2 separate regions of the Homo sapiens genome follow, and region 2 is linked to region 1. Evidence: read pairs that join two places in POLR2A ChIA-PET (ENCODE). Cell type or tissue: A673. All regions are shown on one strand. Region 1 has its middle 69 kb from the start of VOPP1-DT. Region 2 overlaps VOPP1 (VOPP1 WW domain binding protein).

Region 1 (4,000 bases):
TTATTTTCAGTGTATTTATTAGAAAATTTTGCTCTGTGATTATGAAGATTACAAAAATATCTTAAAGTGATGACTTTGATCACAAAGAAAATAATATAAACTAAGAAAGCTCTACACTTCATCTTCTCCCCATTTTGAATTTCATTGTGTCACTTTATGTATCTTTGTATTTCTTCTCTCTTAACAGGTTTCTGTAGATACTTTTGTTTTTCATAGATTTGTCTTTTAGTCATCACACTAAAGTGATAAGTGGACTGCATACTACAGTTACAAAATTTTGAGTTTGTCTGTTGGCTTATTTTTACCAATGAGTTTTATAACTTTAGATGTTTTCTTTTTTGCACATTTGCGTTTTTCTCTTTTCAGACTGAAGAAATTTCTTTGGCATTTCTTGTGAGATGGGTCTGATGAGATGCATTCTCTTAACTTTTGTTTGTCTGAGAAACACTATCTCCCCTTCATGTTTGAAGGATAGCTTTGCTGGTTACAGTATTCACAGTTGACAATTTTAGTCTTTCAGCACTTTACATGTACTCCCACTTTCTCCTGGGTTGGACAGTTGCCATTTAGAAGTCTGCTGCCAGTCAGATTGGAGCTCCTTTATATTATTCACTTATTTTCCCTTGCTGCTTTTAGTAGTTTATTTGTCTTAGGCCTTTGAGGGTTTTATTATCCTATGCCCTAGGGTAATCTTATTTGGCTTTACTCTGTCTGGTGATCTCTGACCTTCTTATACTTGGAGATTTATGTCTTTCTCAAGTTTTGGAAAGTTTTCTGTTATTATTTCTTTGAATAGACTTTCTTTTTTTCCCTTTTTCTTTTCTGAGAAGGAGTCTCACTCTGTCACCCAGGCTGGAATGCAGTGGCATGATCTCAGCTCACTGCAACCTCTGACTCCCAAGTTCAAGCAATTATTTTGCTTCAGCCTCCCAGGTATCTGGGATTACAGCTGCGTACCACCACATCCGGTGAATTTTTGTATTTTTAATAGAGACAAGGTTTCACCATGTTGGTCAGGCTGGTCTGGAACTCCTGACCTTCAGTGATCCACCTGTCTCAGCCTCCCAAAGTGCTGGGATTACAGGCATGAGCCACTGCACCCTGCCTCTTTGAATAAACTTTCCATTCCTTGCTTTTGCTCAGCTTCCTCTTGAACACCAGTAATTCTTAGATTTACTATTTCAATGTGATTGTCTATATCTTATAGGCATGCTTTATTACTTTTCATTCTTTTATCTCGTCTGTGTATTTTCCATTAGCCTGTCTTTAAGCTCACTGATTTCTTTCTCTGCTTGATGCATCTGCCATTGAGAGCCTCTCATGAATTTTTGTTCAGCAGATGTACTTCTTAGTTTTAGGATTTCCGTTTGATGTTTTTAAAAAATCATTTCAATCTTTTTCCTTAAATTTATCTGATAAATTTCTTAATTGCTTTTCTGTATTATTTTGTATATCACTGAATTTCCTTAAAAATACTACTTTGGGGCTGGGTGCAGTGGCTCACGCCTGTAATCCCAGCACTTTGGGAGACTGAGGCGGGCAGATCACGAGGTCAGGAGTTCGAGACCAGCCTTGCTAACATGGTGAAACTCCGTCTCTACTAAAAAAATACAAAAGTTAGCAGGGTATGGTGGCGGGCACCTGTAATCCCAGCTACTCGGGAGGCTGAGGGAGGAGAATCACTTGAACCTGGGAGGCAGAGGTTGCAGTGAGCCGAGATCGTGCCATTGCACTCCAGTCTGGGTGACAAGAGCAAGACTCTGTCTCAAAAAAAAAAATACTATTTTGGATTCTTGATCAGAGAGCCCACCTATCACTGTTTAGTTAGTGTTGGCCAGTGGCTTCTTGCTTTGTCCACTCGGGAAGATTATGGTTTTTTTGTTTGCTGTTTTTTCTTATGAATGTACATCTACGTCTCTGCATTAAAGGATTAGTTATTCATTCGAATCTTCTCTGTCTGGCTTGTTTAATTTTCTATCGGGTGTGTTAGAGATTGTTTGCAATTTACCTTGAATATCCTTTTTGCTATGTCACTACCTCCTTTATGGCACTAGATGGCACCTTAATCCCAGGTTTGCCTCAGCTCTAGCAACCATTCAGAGCACTTCTTGTGCCAGATGAGGGAAGTCCTAAAGGGAATACCAGGGAAGCTTGGCAAGGCTAGCTAGGGATTTATGGTCTGAGAACCTATGAAACATAGCTCCTACAGCATGGTGTTACTGAACAGCCACTGTGATTTGGCATCTCCTTTGGCTAAATAACTAAATTTCCCAGGCTGGGGATACTAGTTGCAACCTAATCTCTTTGTTTCTGGGTGTCCTCAGGAGTTTTTCTCCCTTAAGGCACTGGCTATACTTCTTGTGGGTGTCTTCTGCCTGGAATCCCAAGATGATGGGAAAGCTGGTTGTCTTCCTTAATCTTCTTCTTCATCTTTTTTTTTTTTTTTTTTTTGGTCTAGTAAGATTTAATAGTGAAAAATTATCTGCACACTTGGTGTCTGGCAGATTTGTGCTAGGATGTCAGGAATATAAAAGTCTTACTCTTTTATGTCTGCATGGATTTTTTCACTTCTCCATTATTTCAGTAACTATCTTATTCACATATTTGAGTTCTGTGATATTGCTGATGATAATCTTGGTGCTGTGCATTTGTTTAAGATTTCCTGTGGGTCAGGAAGTGGAAACCAGCTTGCTTCTACTCAGCCTTTTTGGTGATGTCACTGCCCTTATGAATTTTGAAAGCTTTACTGTGAAGGGTGTTAAATGAGTAACATGTAGTAAGGTATTTGTAGACACATACTTAAAAGATATTTCTAAGATGTTGCTGGAAAAATGAATTTGTAAATGTATTAATTTAGTGATTTCAAGTGTTTACCAATTGCAAATATATAATAAAATGTTTAAATATGTTTATTTAAAGAATACCTTTAAATAAACCTCTTAAAATCTTTGTTGTGAAGACTGTTCTTTTAGTAAGTGGATATGTGTGTGAGGTTGTAGACACTTACATTAAAGATAATTCTAATAATGTTATTTATTAGATGAGTTGGTTACTATGTTAACTCATTGAATGCAAGTGCTTACCACATTATAAAGTATGCAATAATGTGTTTAAACATGTTTTAAAAGATGCTTTTGTTATTCATTTTAAGAGCTTTGTAATGAAGAGTGTTATTTCAGTGAGTGGATGTAATACTATGTAGGGAATAGTTAGTAGACACATGGCTAAAAGATGATCTAAGTGTGTCATTGATAAAATGAGTTGGTGACTATGTTAATTCAGTGAATGCAAGTATTATCAAACTGGAATGTATGTAATAAAGTGTTTAAACATGGTTCTTTAAAGATTTTTCTTACCACGCATTTTATTTTATTTATATATATATTTTTTGAGATGGAGTCTCACTCTGCCACCCAGGCAGGAGTGCAATGGTGCAATCTTGGCTCACTTCAACTTCCTGTGCCCCCCAGGTTCAAGTGATTCTCCTGCCTCGGCCTCCCAAGTAGCCGGGACTACAGGTGGATGCCACCAGGCTCGGCTAATTTTCTTTGTACTTTTAGTAGAGACAGGGTTTCACCATATTGGCCAGGCTAGTCTCGAACTTCTGACCTCAGGTGATCTTCCCGCCTCAGCCTCCCCAAGTGCTGGGATTACAGGTGTGAGCCACCGCGCCCAGCCTCTTTCCATGCATTTTAAAAGCTTTGTTCTGAAAATTGTTACATCAGTGAGTGAACGTGGCTCACTGTAAAGTGTTTATAAGCACATGCTTAAAAGATGATTCTAAAAATGTTACTGATGAGTTGATAATAGTGTTAATTCAGTGAATGTAAGTATTAATTAAATGCAAGTGTTTACCAAATTGTAAAGTATGTAATGAAGTCCTTAAACATGCTTATTTATAGATTTTTTAAATTATGCATTTAAAAATCTTTCTTGTTAAGAGTGTTATGTTAGAGAGTACGTCTAATATTTCACTACATACACCTCACTAGGTTTGCAG
Region 2 (4,000 bases), 170 kb before region 1:
CCTTTAGCTCAGGGAGACACTCAAGTGTCAAAGAAGCTGCCCCTGTGTGAATATTGTGTAGGGTTTTTTTTCTTTTTTTGCAATTCTCCCCCTGACACAGTGTGATATAGTTCTGACTCTAGAAACATGCCCATCAAGGTACACAAGATGTCCCAAAGCCCACATAAGTCAGACCATGGGAATCTGCGCATGTGCGGAAGGAGAGCATGTAGAACAGAAGCACAGGCCAGGCCTGCACTGTCTCTCACTGAGCGCTCTCAACTGCCAGGAGGGCACTCAGCACAGATGCCACCCTGTGTGAGAGGCTGCCTCGCCCTGCATCTGTGCCGTCCCACAGACACCACCTGAGTGAGATGCCGTGTGGTCCCACAGATGCCACCTGCGCTGCTCTGATGCATCTCACCCGCTGCCTTGGGTGTGTTCTATTTAGAAGTCGACTTACTGCCATTACCATGAGTTTCGCAAGGGCAGAGATTATGTTTTATTTAGATCTGGATCCTGCTATATGTTATACAATTAAAAAACCAAGGATTTTTAAAAAGAGGGCATTGCAACAGTCTAAGCAAGACATTATGAAGGCTTCTGAATATTAGAGAAAAAATGGAGAAGAGAGAATGAGGCACTGAGGGCTGTCGGCAATGACTGGCCTGGGATTGACTCGATGGGGAGCGCACAGCGTGGGAGACAAGGGCTGAGAAGAAAAGGCCCTAGGTTCTGCTCACAATAAGGGCCCCCCAACAGGCAGGGCAATACAGGAGAACAGGGGCTCTGCAAGAATTAGCGCCTTACCAAGGTCACACTACTGCTACAGCAGCACCAGGACAAGGGCGGGGCAGATGAAAAAGTCCCTGCTGGACTGGAGAGGGCGGAGGCAGCTCTGGAGCTGGAGCCTCCTGTGGGAAGGTGGTGGTGGAAACATGGGCATGTCCAGGAGAAGGCTGCAGGAAGGAGCAGCACTGAGGCCAGGAGAGGAGCATGAAGTGTCTAAGGCTGATGAGAAGGATGCATAGGCAATGGGAAGATGCGGCAGGAGGTGGTGCACCAGGAGCCAGGGCAGCAAGGGGTGGGAGAATTTTCAGGAAGAAGTGATGTTCTCTCCCCAGCTGAAGAGAGATGGAAATAAGCACGGCTGTAGCCTTGGGGTTCCCGTGCTCTTTCTCTACAGTTTCACACCATGGTAGACACAGGTCCCTGCTGCAGTAGGGAGAAACAGTCCAGGGTGTGGGTGAAGACTGTAGGAGGGGACGGGTGGCAGCTGGAAGGCACGCAGGGCAAGAGAAGGTGCCTTTGTAAGGATGGAAACGCTTGCGCATATGGGCAGGGGTAGGGACAGACACAGGACAGAGAGAACTTTCGGGGAGAACACAGCTCGGTGAGGGTAATGGCCTCTGGTAAAGCACTTGGAGCCTACTAGCTGGGAGCTGGTGCACAGGAAGGCACCCGAGACAGTGGGCCGAGTGGGCAGAGCCATGTGGGGTGTGGCCCTGAAAAGCACAGCAAGGGACTCGGCCACCACAGGTTTGGCGGAGCGGTGGGTGAACATGGCCGGCAGCCTCCACTGCCGGGCGAAGCAGGTCCAGGTGATTCATTTGCTGACAGGGATGTGGGAAAGGGCAACAGGAGAACTGACCAAAAGCCTCAAGGACGAAGGGAGCAGTGCGTTACAGTCACAGATGGGAGCCAAAATAGTGACAAGGAGCGACAGGCCCACTGGTGCAGGATTCGGTGTGGTGGGGACAATCTGCACAGAGGTGACAGCCAGGAGCAAGGGGACTCCACCACCCCTCCCTTCCCTACACAGGGTGTGCCCTGGGAGGAGCCCTTCAGTTCTGGTTTGTGGTTGATGGTTGGGTTAAAGAAAACACACAAAACATTCTAGGAAGAGGCTGGGGTTGCAGAAAGACTTTCTCCACAAGATGGGGTAGAAAGGGTAAGGAGAGGTGAGTAAAACCATGGCTGCCCCTCACGTCACCAGTGTTCATCAGGCCAGCCTGTGCCGTGTGTGCACGGTGGGGAATGGCATGGGATGGGGATTGGGTGGGAGAACAGAGGCTCTGCCAGAGTGAGTGCCTCACCAAGGTCACGCTACCGCTAGAGCAGCACCAGGACTTGAACCCAGTAGTGAACCAGAAAGTCAGACTCTCCCTATGATGACAGGCGTCTCTTGAAACAGGATGGTGAAGTGGGGGAAGAAGTTCAGGCAAGGGTGGGATGGGAGAGCCACAGGAGACTGGGGGCATCACGGGCCCGTGTGGAGCGCCGTCTAAGAATTAAAGGCCACCACAGCCAGCCTCCCAGCCGGGCTGCACTCACACCCTTGGCATGTCATCTGTCTCTGGACAATGCTGGAGTCATTTTACTTTGAACGTCATCATCTCCTCCTCAGTGGGAGTCTTGGCATGGTTTGAAAGGGAGCTCCAGGCTCAGCAAAGACTGGGAGGACACGCTGTGATGTTAACTGACAATCACCCCTTCTCAGTGAGCTGGCCCAGCCCCACGGGTGCCAGGGGGATGGCCAGGCAGCCTGTATTCTTAGCAGGACCTGCCACCTCTCTAGCCCAGCTGACTGGCCAGTGGCGTGTCGGGGGGGTGGGCGGGGGGGCTGGGCCAATCTTTCCTGGGGATGCAAAAGAGTCCGGCAGGCCGCAGAGGGAGGGGTGGAAATGCAGGGAGAAGGAGAGGCAGCTGACAGAGTATGTGGCCCAGGAGGGACAGAGGCCAGGGGCCCAGGGGCCTGACTCCTGACAGCGTTCCAGTTACACCAGGATCCCCACACCATTTTAGTCAGCCCCTCCAAACTCAGGGCACGTGGGTCTCTGGTCTCACCTCTCCTCCTCTCCAGCCATGCCCTGGCTTCCCTGCTCTGTCCCCTCTGGCCCAGCTGCTCCTCCAGCCATGGGCAGGAGCCTCAACACAGGGCACCAGGGGCAGAGCTCGTTCCTGCCACCCAAGCTGTGGCAGGCTTGGCCCTACATTCCTCCCCACCAATCACTCATGGGACGGTGGGCTCTCCAGAGGGACAGGGCCTGCTATGATGGGCTCCTGCCCACTTCAGAGCCTTGTGTCTCACCGCCTGCCCTATTCTCCATCTCCAGCAGTAACCACACTGCCTGGATCCGGTCTGCCCTCTCTGGGCCCTCACTAGATAACATATCCCAGGCTTTCACCATGCAAACCGTGTCTCCTGGAATGCCTGTGACCACCTCATGCCAGGCACCTCCTAGCCTCTGGTCTGGCTAATTGCCATGTATCTTTCAGTCTCAGCTCAGAATCACCAGGCAGCCCCCTCTTGCTGCCTGTCACTGCCTTCCCAGCTGAGCAGGCACCCCTGTCCTCTGGTACCCAGAACAAGGCACGTCCATGAGTATGCAGCAGTTGCCTAGTATGGTATGATTTTCTGAGCCTTCTGAACACGAGGACAGAGCATCACTCACCCTGGTTCCCTGAGAGCCCAGAACGGCACCTTGCATGTGGCAGACGTTCCATAAATACACGGGAGGAGTGACTGAAGGGGGGACGAGTGGCGACTTGGATCTGGACTTTGGCGCTGCCAGATTGTGCTGGGTGTGCATGGGTTTCCTGAGACACACCTGTTTCTGATATGACAGGAGTGACTGGCTGCCCCACTCAGCAAGCCTGTGCCAAGGCCGTGGCTCCTGTCGAGGGGAGGATCCCAACCCCCTGCTGCAGGTGAGGGAGGGGCGGGAGTGTGGTCTTTGTAGAAGAGAGGCAGCCAGGCTATGTTTGCAATGTGGCCACTCACGCTGCAGAACCAGAAACACCAGCACCTGCATCCAGTCTAATCGGTATCTTCGTGTTCATAGACACAGTGATGGATCCTACCAGGAACTGGTGGGACGGGATTGAAATATTTGAACATGGAGATGGAGAGGTATTTGGAATATAAAAGAGAACGGATAGAAAATGAATAAACTGTGTACTTGTCAAGAACATGAACCCTTAGGTTAAAAAATTGGTGACCACGCTGGAGAGGCTACAG

What was found. ChIA-PET counts read pairs that join two places held together with the same protein. Peaks named below come from ENCODE experiments on the same cell type or tissue, not always from the same donor. Only the 100,000 strongest peaks of a DNase experiment are listed, where the experiment ranks them.
Region 2: POLR2A ChIA-PET joins it to region 1 with 17 read pairs; 3 of 35 experiments call an interaction of 5 or more read pairs at or near these places.

Annotation. Positions count from the first base shown.
Region 1 is chr7:55,639,323-55,643,322 of GRCh38, forward strand. No RefSeq gene overlaps it. Among named protein-coding and RNA genes, the nearest start is that of VOPP1-DT, 69 kb to the left of the region's middle. In A673, a CTCF peak has its summit at 2,052 (motif pointing right); DNase peaks (open chromatin) are centred at 2,109 and 2,689; H3K27ac peaks cover 1,253 bases.
Region 2 is chr7:55,473,847-55,477,846 of GRCh38, forward strand. All of the region lies in intron 4 of VOPP1 (VOPP1 WW domain binding protein), which reads right to left. Among named protein-coding and RNA genes, the nearest start is that of VOPP1, 97 kb to the right of the region's middle. In A673, no CTCF peak of the experiment used is centred here; a DNase peak (open chromatin) is centred at 2,395.